Linked DNA regions of Homo sapiens: all the other regions are linked to region 1. The links are chromatin contacts, found by Hi-C or POLR2A ChIA-PET in ENCODE. All regions are on one chromosome and are shown on one strand. Each heading gives the region's core, a stretch centred on a gene start or an enhancer-like site at or near the end of the contact. The rest is flanking DNA. Distances are from core to core; before and after follow the strand shown.

The links. Hi-C counts contacts between places; a loop is a spot of excess contacts on that map. ChIA-PET counts read pairs that join two places held with the same protein, here RNA polymerase II (POLR2A). Pooled maps may share reads with other maps.
Region 2: a pooled map shows a loop between it and region 1 (14-fold over the local background). The contact joins the promoter of ANAPC10 here to the promoter of NOCT in region 1. A Hi-C loop is called at or near these places in 6 of 50 pooled maps.
Region 3: a loop to region 1 is called in a map with no recorded cell type, with 7 times the contacts of the local background. The contact joins the promoter of PRMT9 here to the promoter of NOCT in region 1. A Hi-C loop is called at or near these places in 1 of 37 single-sample maps with no recorded cell type and 3 of 50 pooled maps. POLR2A ChIA-PET finds 5 or more read pairs at or near these places in 1 of 52 experiments (GM12878).

What each region holds. Positions count from the first base shown.
Region 1 is chr4:139,013,839-139,017,799 of GRCh38, reverse strand. NOCT (nocturnin) reads right to left here and starts at 2,019. Exons shown (of 3, transcript NM_012118.4): 1 at 1,629-2,019. The coding sequence starts at 1,818. RefSeq lists a silencer at 1,580-1,879 and enhancers at 2,020-2,369, 2,402-3,323, 2,460-3,659.
Region 2 is chr4:145,095,387-145,099,577 of GRCh38, reverse strand. It overlaps ANAPC10 (anaphase promoting complex subunit 10), which reads left to right and starts at 1,382. Exons shown (of 5, transcript NM_001256706.2): 1 at 1,382-1,458; 2 at 3,467-3,593. The coding sequence starts at 3,479. ABCE1 (ATP binding cassette subfamily E member 1) reads right to left here and starts at 1,267. Exons shown (of 18, transcript NM_002940.3): 1 at 1,159-1,267. RefSeq lists enhancers at 956-1,035, 384-1,255, 1,286-1,545, 1,626-1,675, 809-2,008 and 1 more.
Region 3 is chr4:147,682,417-147,686,569 of GRCh38, reverse strand. PRMT9 (protein arginine methyltransferase 9) reads left to right here and starts at 2,407. Exons shown (of 12, transcript NM_138364.4): 1 at 2,407-2,771. The coding sequence starts at 2,583.

The DNA of each region.
Region 1 (3,961 bases), core at 770-3,269:
TTTGAGACGGAGTTTTACTCTTGTCACCCAGGCTGGAGTGCAATGGTGCGATCTCGGCTCACTGCAACACTCCGCCTCCCAGGTTCAAGTGATTCTCCTGCCTCAGCCTCCAGAGTAGCTGGGATTACAGGCGAGTGCCACCACGCCCAAGCCCATTGGCCAGGATGGTCACGAACTCCTGACCTCGGGTGATCTACCCGCCTCCGCCTCCCACAGTGCTGGATTACAGGCGTGAGCCACCGCGCCCGGCCTATTTTTTTAAATTTTATAGGCCGGGGGGGCGGTGGCTCACGCCTGTAATCCCAGCACTTTGGGAGGCCAAAGCGGGAGGTTCACCTGAGCTAGGGAGTTCGAGGCCAGCCTGACCAACATGGAGAAACCCCATCTCTACTAAAAATACAAAAATCAGCCTGGCGCGGTGGCGCATGCCTGTAATCCCAGCTTCTCGGGAGGTTGAGGCAGGAGAATCGCTTGAACCCGGGAGGCAGAGGTTGCGGTGAGCCGAGATCGCGCCATTGCACTCCAGCCTGGGAAATAAGAGCAAAACTCCGTCTCAAAAAAAAAAAAAAAAAAAGTTATGTATTGCCTAGTTTTGAAAGAAAAAATTTATCAATTTTTAAAGTATAATTAATTTGTATGTAATTTGTGGCCATGGTAATGTGTGCCCAGGCAGAAACAGAGGTAGCAAAAAAGGAAAACTCAGGGTAGTTATTATGATGTATGAAAACAGCTCTTGGTGAAACTAAGGCCTCACTTTTACAAGATCTTAGATACACAGGACAAAAAATGATGTTAACTATAAAGAGTGGAAGCCTCCAAAAAAAAAAAATCCAAAGAAACGTAAAATGGCCGAGCGCGGTGGCTCACGCCTGTGATCCCAGCACTCTGGGAGGCTGAGGCGGGTGGATCACGAGGTCAGGAGTTCAAGACCAGCCTGGCCAAAATGGTGAAACCCCCGTCTCTACTAAATATACAAAAGTTAGCTAGGCGTGGTGACTGGCGCCTGTAATCCCAGCTACTCGGGAGGCTGAGGCAGGAGAATCGCTTGAACCCGGGAGCGGGAGGTTGCGGTAAGCCGATATCGTGCCACTGGACTCCAGCCTGGGTGACACAGTGAGACTCCATCTCAAAAAAAAAAAAAAAAAAAAAAAAAAAAAACAACGTAAAACGAATCAATGTGTTATTATCACGACTTAAAAAAAAAACTTAATATCTAGACCATGAAAGCTATATAAGCAAATAAGCATCATTTAGATTTTTTTTTCCATAAAAATTTCCGTTAAGTCGTGCAATAAAAAATGTAACCAACATAGTAACTCGCGGCCTCGGAAGGGGGAAATTTAACGGTCAAGAACAAGAAATTCTGAAAGCATGGCCTCTAAGGGTCAAGCGGGAACCTGAATACAGTCTCCCAGTTCTTACTAGCTTTGATGCAAGCCCCAGGCAAGTCGGGGAACAGGGAAAGAGGAAAAAGGGAACGCAGAAGGTTGCTCCGGTAAAGGACCCACTTTCAGGCCAGACTCCACGACCGGCAGCCCCGGGCTTCTCATTCATTCCGCGCGGTCTCCAGGTGGCGGCCGCGCGTTGGCGGCCGTGGCGTTCTCCGCCCGGAACTGGGGTGCACTCACCTGTTCGGGAACACGACCTCGCGGCGCCCGAGGCCGCCGAGGCCGCCGCCAGCAGCCGGGGGGATGCGGGCCTGGGAACAGCAGCCGGCGGGGACAACGGGCGGCGCAGCCCTGGGGCGGGCAGGCGGCGCAGGCCGGGCGCGTCCCTCTGCAGCAGGGCCGAGCAGAGCCGCCGCGGACTATGAAACATGCCGGGCGCCGCCGCCACCACGGCCCCTCGCGCGCCCGAGGAGCGGAGCCCGGCTGGGGCCGAGGGCACCGAGTCGAGCCGACTGTCCGGGCAGTGTGGGCGGATGCTCCCAGGCTCCTTCTCGCGCGGCGCAGGTTCTGGGGAAATCCCGGGCAGCAGAGCCGGAGAGGGAGGTGCAACACCGCTGCGTCGGCACCGTCTGCTGTGAGACCTGGCGAGACCTGCAGGGCGCCCGGCGAGCGCTGCGCGCTGACAAAGCGGGCGCTACCAAGCGGGAGCTGGAGGGGAATCCGCGGGACCCGGCCACTGCGCGGCCACGCCAGGCTCCCTCGACCCGGCGTAATCCTGTTTTAAAAGGAAGCGGGGCTTAGGCTGATTTATAGATAGAATCCGCAGGCGGTCTAAAATAAGAGGTATCCGTTGGAGCTGTTCTGAAGAAAAAAGCGTCCCCTTCCGCTGGCCAGCATGGAAGCGCCCACAGGCTGGGAATCCCGAGACAGTTCCAGGGCTGTGGCCCAGGGGACACGTGTCTGTCAGAGTGGCAGACGGCCTACGTGTGTGCCTGCGCGGGTCTGTGTGGATACAGCAAAAGGCGTCCGCCTCCGACCCCCTCGGCAGTGTGTGATGCGTTAAACGATATTAAGCACAATAAAGCACCGCCTGTGGGCGAGGCGACGATGATTAAAACAGCGTTCTTTTCCTCAAAAGTGTTATACTTAGGCAAAGGGAGCAGAAGGTGGCAAGGGAAGTCAGACCAGAAAGCTCTACAAGGTAGAATGAGATTATTGCCACAAGATGCCAAAGATTGGCTATAGAGATGACAACAGGCCCGGGCTCTCTAGAAGGTTCATTAGAAGGATTGGCATTTGAGTTGGCCTATGACGTGGAGGTCTAGAATTTACCCACGTGAAACTTTGGAGGGGGTGGTGGTGAGTTATAAATGAAAAAAGTAAATAAGGGTGTATTTGGGGAAACAACTCTTAGTCATGTAAGATGGAAGCTAAGGAGTAAGAGGACAGATGCGTGGATAGGTTGTAGTGTGGAAGGAAGGGGATTATAGTAGGCTTAATTCGGTGGATAGCTGCGAGCCGTTGACGTTTTGTAAGCTGAGCAAAGACATGGTCAGGGCTGTGCTTTAATTGGAAATCACATGTCTCTGGTTCATGAAAAGGCAGAAAGGAAATCAGCTGAGATAACAGATACTGTAGACCCGCACCAGGTTACTGTTACTGGAAAAGAAAGGATGGAAGAAACATCTCAGACAGGCTGGGCAGGAAATGATGACTAATCAGGAATAGAAATGGGATGAGGGGGAGGGAAAACCCAAGACTGGATTTTTCTCTGAATGATTCATGAGTTAGAAATGTATTCTATTGGTTTTCCCATGATTTTGCTGATTCCCCTGTGTTGTGGAATTGCAAGCTTTTCATCACAAGAATATTCTAAATATTTTTCAGACCTAGGTTACATATCTAACACCTGTGGATAGAGGGTGTGGACAGATCAGCTGGCACAAGTTGATTACAACTTCTGGCAGACAAGCTCCTTGGAAGTCATTAAAGCCTCAGTTTCAGTTTCCTTATCTATAAAACATAGAATCATACCTTAGTCATTAGGTGAAATAAAAAATGATAATAAGCTACTCTGGGCACACTGTCTATCGAGTAGTCCTGCTCCACAAGGAGCAGTACTTGTAAAAAGAATTTTTTTAAAAAGGTGATAATAAAATTAGCCTATGAAAAGTGTTTTGCAAATATAGCAAAATGTTGATTTTGAATCTAGGTAGTGGGTATATATGGGTATAGGGACCATGGGAAAAATGTTCCCTTTGCCCTCTGAAGTTTGCTGAAAAATCAACTCACAAAAGGCAGATTAATGGGAGAAAAGGCATATGCATTTATTAACATGTACATGGGGAGAATCACAGAGTGATTACACACCCCCAACGGGGTTCAGAAGCTTGTCTACCATCCTGGCCAACAGACTTGGGGAGAGGGGAGCAGAGGCATTCTGTTGAGGAGATGACTAGGGAAAGTGAATGGATCAGGGCACAGGGATGAACTTGCACATTATCTTGTGAAAGGGTCTGTTCAGGTGGTTACATTTTTGGTCTTACAAGGAGGGGAAGAAAAAACAATTGTTC
Region 2 (4,191 bases), core at 133-2,632, 6.1 Mb before region 1:
TTAGATGCTCTTCCAACAAACAAACAAACAAAAAAACTCCCTTTTTTAAAATAGGGGAGAACTAAGTTCTCAAAAAGCTCACAAACCCCAAACAGCTTTTGGTTCAAATACAGGTTCTGAGCCTTTGGTTACACTAACAAAGTATTAGTGTCAGGTGGCTGGTATACAATGAATATTCTCAGAATATGGGACAAACTACTGCAACATAAATGCCACTATCATAAATGACTAGTTAGCAGTCCTGTTGGGAAAGAGTAAAAAAATAAAACATGTTATTTGGACAGTTCTTCCTCTTATAGATTTTTACCATCAAAAAAGAGAAAATAAGCTTATGTAGTTAATGGGAGGTGGGAATTCGGCTTTGGCTGTCATTCATTCACAATACGTATTAAATGCCTACAATGTACGAAGCCCTGAAGAGATAATAAAGGTATTCTGAGTAAAGACATCAACCTTGATCTCAATGAGTATTAGATACAATAAAAGGAAAAACGGGTAAGGGGAGAAAGTGCCTAGTGCTACAAAAGCGTACCAAAAAAACTATAGGATTTCTACTGGGAAACTACTTGGGACAACCCCAGTCATAGCTGCGTACACGCTGTTCTGAGAAAAGCAGAGTGACATGTGGGCATCATTTCTATAAAGCCTGGGAGTGGACAGCGAGTATTCGACTTCATGGCGGCAAGATGCCATGACTCATTCCACTCAACAAAACGTGGAAGCCACGACTTCCCACAACCAAATATGCACATGTGACAATATATCCATTTTGGGTGCTGGAGGAGTGTGGGGGTACTAGAGAGTGCTGTAAGTTCTAAAGGTGCCTTCCTCTCCAGCAGGTTTAGCTTCAGGGCGGGAGTGGGGTAAAGGGGGAGTGGAGACTACGGCATCTAGGTCCATTCTCGAAGTCCCTCGCGGGTGTGGCAGGCAACAGCGGCGACAGCCGGGTCGGCTGGAGGGGAAGACCGAGGCGCCCCCAAGCTCTCGGCGTCGCCCGCGCTCCATCAGTTCCAGCTGTCCCGCAGGAACCGCTGCCACGCGCTGCTGCTGTCTCCGCCACCTAAGGCCTAACCAAAGGCTCTCGGAGAACGTCCCTACATTCTTTCCAACCTGGCAGATGGCAGCTAACGGCCAAACCTCTCCGGGCTATTCACGTACCTGGAGAAAACGATCCCCTTGCGGAGGGGAGCACAGAGGCCAAATCAGCTCTTGCCTTCACTTTTCAGCCACACAGCGTGTTCTCACGGCCACCGGCCAAAATGGCGGTGCCCAGCCGCCGCACGCGCAAGCCATAGGACGTAGTGCGCGCGCGCGACATAGAGCGTGAGGCGGAACCCTGGAGGTAGGTAGGGAGATATGACGTCATTGAGCTGCGACCCTTGTTCAACGCCGTTGGCGAAGCCAGCTGCTGGAGGTGCCGAGAATCTGAGTTTCGGCAAGCAGCCAGGTCTGGAAACTGTGAGTGTGTGGGCTTTTCTCCGACGTCGAGCGTGGTCCTAGCGTAAACAGATGCATTCGCCTCTCCGGTTTCAATCTTTTTTTACGTTTGCGCTTTCCTCAAGGCCGGTGGGTCAGGAGTGGAGCCTTAGTCATTCTAACGCTGGAGGTGTCAGTAGGACCAACAGAGTCTGGTGCCGACACGGCTTACTGTTGCGCGCTCTTCTAGGCCTCAACTTCCTCTCAACTGTGTGGTCAGTTCAGGGCCGGGAATCCAATCTTTTCCGAGCTCCATATTTTATCCACTTGGTGGCGTCCAGTCCCAAGTCCGGCAGTTGAATTCTGCCCTAAAGATGGGCTTTATTTCTATCTTTTTTTAGGTAACAGGACATTCAGTTAGTAATGATGGTTGCAGGTTGAATAGTCTCGCCCTAGATCTCACCTAACTTGCAGGCAAGTGACAACTAGTTCATAACTGAACCTATTCATCTGTTTATTCATTCAGTAAATTACTTATTGAGCGTTTAAGCCTCAGGCCTTGCCAAAGTTTACAGTCCGTTGTGTCTGCCGTTATTTAGTAAGTATCAAGTGCTTGTGTGCCGATTAAAGAACAACTTCGGATACAATGGGAGGTGTCAAGGAAACGGTATGCAGAACTATTGCACCTATTTTGAATAGCATATATAACAATGTTCAGTAGCAGTAACTGCGCTACCAAAGCAGTTTTACATATTGTTCACGATCCAGTATTGAAGTGTTTTTTCACATATGAATAGACTTAGTAAAATTAACAAAAGATGTGAAAGATGAGGTCAACCTTTTTAGAATGGGCCAGTTATTCACTTCAAAATCTTGAAGCCATTTTCCTGACCTTATCTTCTATGGTAAGAGCATATGTAAGTGAACTTTTAACATTTTTTTCTTATTTTTGTGCTTTTTGGGACAGTGTCTTGCTCTGTTACGCAGGCTGGAGTGCAGTAGCACGATCTCGGCTCACTGCAACCTCCGCCTCCCAGTTCAGGTGATCCTCCTGTCTCAGCCCCCCTGGGACTACAGGTGTGTGCCGCCACACCAGGCTGATTTTTTGGAATTTTTTTAGAGACAGGGTTTCACCATATTCCAGGCTGGTCTCGAACTCCTGGGCTCAAGCAATCCACCTGCCTTGGCCTCCCAAACTGCTGGGATTACAGGTGTGAGCCACCGGGCTGGGTCTTAAATAAAACTTTTGACAGCTAGAGGGCAGGTATGACTGTTCTCTGCATCACTCAATGAATATTTAAAATGAGGATCTTAGTGGGGTGATGGGATCACACCTGTAATCCCAGCTACTTGGGAGGCTGAGGTGGGAGGATCGCTTGAAGCAAGGTGTTCAAGACCAGCCTGGGTAACATAGCTAGATCCTGTCTCTAAAAAAAAAGGAATTAAGTAAATAAAATGAGGATCAATATTTATATATTCCTAGAATAAAAGTATTTCAGTCTGACTTTTCTAGGGCTAAAAGTCATTTGAATTTTCAGGCACAGAATTATAGAACTGCATAGCATTGTAGAAGTAAAAATCATCAAGTGAACCTCTTTAACAGGAGAGGAAATAAAGCCCAGACCTACTCAAAGTCTAGGCTGATTAAAGGAGATACTGAAGCCAAAACTTTGATTCTGTGCTCTTTTGACTACTATAGCTCACTGCTTTGCATATCTGGTCATATGAAACAAAACCTGAATTCCTAAGATTTTTATTTATTTAAAAATAGAGATGGGGTCTTGCCATGTTGTCCAGGCTGGTCTTGAACTCCTGGGCTCACATGATCCTCCTGTCTCAGCCTCCCAAAGTGTTGGGATTACAGGTGTGAGCCACCATGCCCAGCCCCTAAGATTTAAATTACAGTGATTTAATTATATTAACTGCATTCTTCAGAATAAATGATTAATGTCAGGGTATATGAGTTCCATTAAATTTTTCTTGGTAAAAAACTTTTGTAGAAAGATGCCCAGTTCCTGATACAATGTGTGCATTCTTGTTTTCTACATAGAATATTTTAAAAATGACTACACCAAACAAGACACCTCCTGGTGCTGACCCCAAGCAGTTGGAAAGGACTGGAACAGTACGGGAAATTGGGTCACAAGCTGTTTGGTCACTCTCATCTTGCAAACCAGGTAAAAACTAACAAACAAAAAAGCTGTTGGAAATAGTCACTTGCAGTTTCCTTGTACAGGCATCTCCCCTTATCCCAGGGGATACATTCCAGGACTCCCAGTGGATGCCTAAAACCATGGATAGTACTGAACCCTTTCTATATTAATACTATGTTTTTTCCTATACATAAATACCTGTGATAAAGTGTAATTTATAAATTAGGCACAGTAAGAGATTAACAATAATTAATAATAAAATAGAACAATTATAACAATAGAAGTAATAAAGTAATAAAAGTTTTGTGAAAGTGGTCTCTCTCGCTCTCAAAATATTATATTGTACCCTTCCTCCTGCGATGATGTGAGAGATAAAATGTCTATGTGATGAGAGCGAGTGAGGTGAAGAATGTAGGTGTTGTGATGTAGTGTTAGGCTACTATTAACCTTCTGACAATACTTCAGAAGGAGGAGCATCTGCTTCTGGTGATTCTGGATCATCAAGCCACGATGATGTTGATGATTGGATATCAGGAGCAGATGATGTTGATGGCTAACGGTCAGGTAGTATACACAGTGTGGATATGCTGGACAAAGTGGTGGATGTGCTGGACAAAGTGGT
Region 3 (4,153 bases), core at 1,158-3,657, 8.7 Mb before region 1:
TTTCTAATGGCTCTGTTCTGTACCATTGGTCTATATCTCTGTTTTGGTACCAGTACCTTGCTGTTTTGGTTACTATAGCCTTATAGTATAGTTTGAAGTCAGGTAGCATGATGCCTCCAGCTTTGTTCTTTTGGCTTAGGATTGTCGTGACAATGCGGGCTCTTTTTTGGTTCTATATGAACTTTAAAGTAGTTTTTTCAAATTCTGTGAAGAAAGTTATTGTTAGCTTGATGGGGATGGCACTGAATCTGTAAATTACCTTGGGCGGTGTGGCCATTTTCACGATATTGATTCTTCCTATCCATGAGCATGGAATGTTCTTCCATTTGTTTGTGTCCTCTCTTATTTCATTGAGCAGTGGTTTGTAATTCTCCTTGAAGAGGTCCTTCACGTCCCTTGTAAGTTGGATTCCTAGGTATTTTATTCTTTTTGAAGCAATTGTGAATGGGAATTCACTCATGATTTGGCTCTCTGTCTGTTATTGGTGTATAGAAATGCCTGTGATTTTTGCACATTGATTTTGTATCCTGACACTTTGCTGAAGTTGCTTATCAGCTTAAGGAGATTTTGGGCTGAGATGATGGGGTTTTCTAAATATACAATCATGTCATCTGCAAACAGGGACAATTTGACTTCCTCTTTTCCTAATTGAATACCCTTTATTTCTTTCTCCTGCCTGTTTGCCCTGGCCAGAACTTCCAACACTATGTTGAATAGGAGTGGTGAGAGAGGGCATCCCTGTCTTGTGCCAGTTTTCAAAGGGAATGCTTCCAGTTTTTGCCCATTCAGTATGATATTGGCTGTGGGTCTGTCATAAATAGCTCTTATTATTTTGAGATACATCCCATCAATACCTAATTTATTGAGAGTTTTTAGCATGAAAGGCTGTTGCCAATTCCAGTTTCTTAAGGTGACCAGATGTTCCATGTTATTTGTGTCATTCCATTTTTTCAAATGACCTATTCTATGTACAGAAAATCTTGAAGTTATAGATAAACCACGAAAAAATGCAAATAATTGGCCTGGTGCAGTGGCTCATGCCTGTAATCCCAGCACTTTGGGGGGCTGAGGCGGGCGGATCACCTGAGGTCAGGAGCTTGAGACCAGCCTGACCAACATGGAGAAACCCTGTCTCTACTAAAAAGACAAAATTACCCGGGCGTGGTGGTGCATGCCTGTAATCCCAGCTACTCGGAAGGCTGAGGCAGGAGAATCGCTTGAACTTGGGAGGTAGAGGTTGCAGTGAGCCGAGATCGCACCACTGCACTCCAGCCTGGCGACAGAGTGAGGCTCTGTCTCAAAAAAAAAAAAAAAAAAAAAAAAAAAAAAAAGAAAAAAAAGAAAAGAAAGAAAAGAAAGAAGAAAAAATCAAAGTCCTTACTTTGCATCATAATCCGCTAGGTGCAAAGGTCACAAAAGTGATTAAGAATAGCTCACAATGTAGTGAGCTGGAACCTGAAAAACGGATTAGGATTTACACAGGCGAGTGCTCAGAAAAAAGGGTAGTTCAGATAATTGGATCAGAAGAGAAGGCAAAAATGCATGACGTGTTTTTGAGAATTAGAGGAGCCCTCAAAATGTATTAGTGTGATATGCAAAATGCTCGATTTAAGATATTATCCATTAATGAATTTGAAAATGGGGACAAAAATAACTTTTCAGCCGTAATAACTATGCTCCCCTCCCTTTGAGTTTCGAATCTGTATCTTAGAGGCCACACTTGAATGTGGAAAAACTTTGTATTAATGTAAACACTATACAGTGATAAGACACGAACAGTGAAATAACCCCTAAGCTCATCTTATAACTGAACAGATAGGTGGTCAGAGAACTTGGATTTGAACCATGCCTATGCCACTAGCTGGTTGTGTGACCTCCAGCAAGTCACTTCTCAAGATACCACGTTTGCCATCATTAAGACGAGTGTGATCCAAAGGTCCACCTAGCCAGGTTTTGTGAGAATGATTTGAAATGCCTGTGAAAGCATTTCCTCTACCACGTCTGAGATGCTTTTGTTATCTCCAGGTTCTTTCAGGTCTTGAAATTTTGTGCATCACGATCCAAAATGTCTTAAGCATCATCACAAATGCTTGACCGTCCCTCATGAGCGGGTGGCGCTTCGCGCTGCCTGGGTCTGTACAACAGGGTCTTGCAGTCGAAAGCCACACACTCCCGGAGTGCAAGAGGGAGAGAAAGCTCTGCTTTCAGCCGGGAAAAAAAAAGGGCGCAAGACCGGACAGGTCCTGCCACAGACGTTCTCCTATGCTCACGCACAGTGGTCGCTCCTGCGGGAATGGGCAGCAGTGACGTGCCCACGTCGGGCGCGCTGACGTTCGCGTAGCGTGCGCCGCTGGCCAGGTGCGCAATAGTGGGGTATGCGTCACGGTCTGCGCCGCCCGCGGGGCCAGGACGGGGCGGAGCTTCCGCCTGGGCTGGGGTTGGCGAGTTCACCCGCGGCGGAGGGTAACTTTGCTGTGCTGTTTTTTGAGCAGTTGTCTGGTCCCTGGAAGTGTAGCATCGAGAGAGTTTTCTAATTACGTTTACAAAATATCTTCCCTTTGGCCATACAAGTGGTGACTGCCATGTCGAACTCGCGGCCCAGGTCCCGCCGAGACGCCGGGGGTGGCGCTGGGGCAGCCGGCCGGGACGAGCTGGTGTCGCGGTCCTTGCAGAGCGCAGAGCACTGTCTGGGCGTCCAGGACTTCGGCACTGCCTATGCCCACTACCTCCTCGTGCTCAGCCTGGCGCCGGAGCTGAAACACGACGTGAAGGTGAGGGTCCTTTTTTCTCACTTGCTGGCAGATCCAACGTCCTCGTAAAAAAAAAAAAAAAAACAGAAAAAAAAAAAAGCGGAGGGGCTAGGGTGCCTGGGTGGGTGGTTGCTGTTAATATTTAGGGCCCTTTTTTCTCACTTGCTGGCCGATCCAACGTCCTCGTAAAAAAAAAGAAAAGAAAAAAGGCGGAGGGGCTAGGGTGCTTGGTTGGGTGTTTGCTATTAATGTTTACTGTTCAACCTTGACATCTTTCGTTTATTCACACCTACGACCAGCCCAGAGGAAAATCCTGCCGTCTTCACCTTCGAAATATGTCCAGAATCTTACCAGTTCTCACCATCTTCCCCTTTACTACCCTGGTTCGAGCTTCAGTCATCTGCCGGCTGTTGCAGTCGGCTCTCAACTGAGCTCTCTCCTGCAGTCTGTGTCAACATAGCTAGCTTTTTGCAACAAAAGTCAAATGTTGTCATTTCTCAGTTTCAAAACTTTCATCTCGTTTAAAATTTTAAAGGCCCTCGAATTGGAAATGAGGTCTCACGTGATCCTCTTCTCCTTATATCTAATTTAAGCATGCCCTGGCTTGAGGGCTTTTGGATTTGTTATATTGTGTGTAGTAGGAATATAGTGGGCCTCTAGTTGAATAAAGTGTGTAATTAGCCTAAAGTGATTATCATTTAATGATGCGTTCTTTAAACTTCAATTATTGGATTATTTGCAACAATTACTCTGTTGAAATGCTGTTCTTTTTTGAAGTACTTTTAGAATCTAAATTACGAAAAATGATTTAACTTAAAATTGCAATTACTTTGCTTCATTTAGACTGAGGGTTTGTCAACCTCAGCACTATTGACATTTTGAATGGGATAATTCTTTGTTATGGGGGAGGGGAGGTGTCCTGTGCATTGCAGTATGTTTGGCAGCATCCTTGATCTCTACCCACTAAATGTCAGTAGCGTCTAGATGTTTGTAGTTCATGTAAACTTAGTGTAAATTTCAGGACCAGCTGTCCTACTTGAGGAGGAGATGATATGTTGAGATACAGTTTGCTTCTCTTGGTAGGCAGCAATAGAAAAATGGATCAACTCAAGTGATCTTTCCTCAGTTACTTGTTTCTTAGTTTCCTCTTCTGTGAAACAGGGACGCAGCCTCTCTTAAAAATGTTTACTGGGTATTAAAAGTATATTTAGACTGGGTGTGCTGGCTCAGGCCTGTAATCCCAGCACTTTGGGAGGCGGAGGCGGGTGGATCACAAGGTCAGGAGTTTGAGACCAGCCTGGCCAATATGGTGAAAACCTGTCTCTACTAAAAATTAAAAAATTAGGCCGGGCGCGGTGGCTCACGCCTGTAATCCCAGCACTTTGGGAGGCAGAGACGGGTGG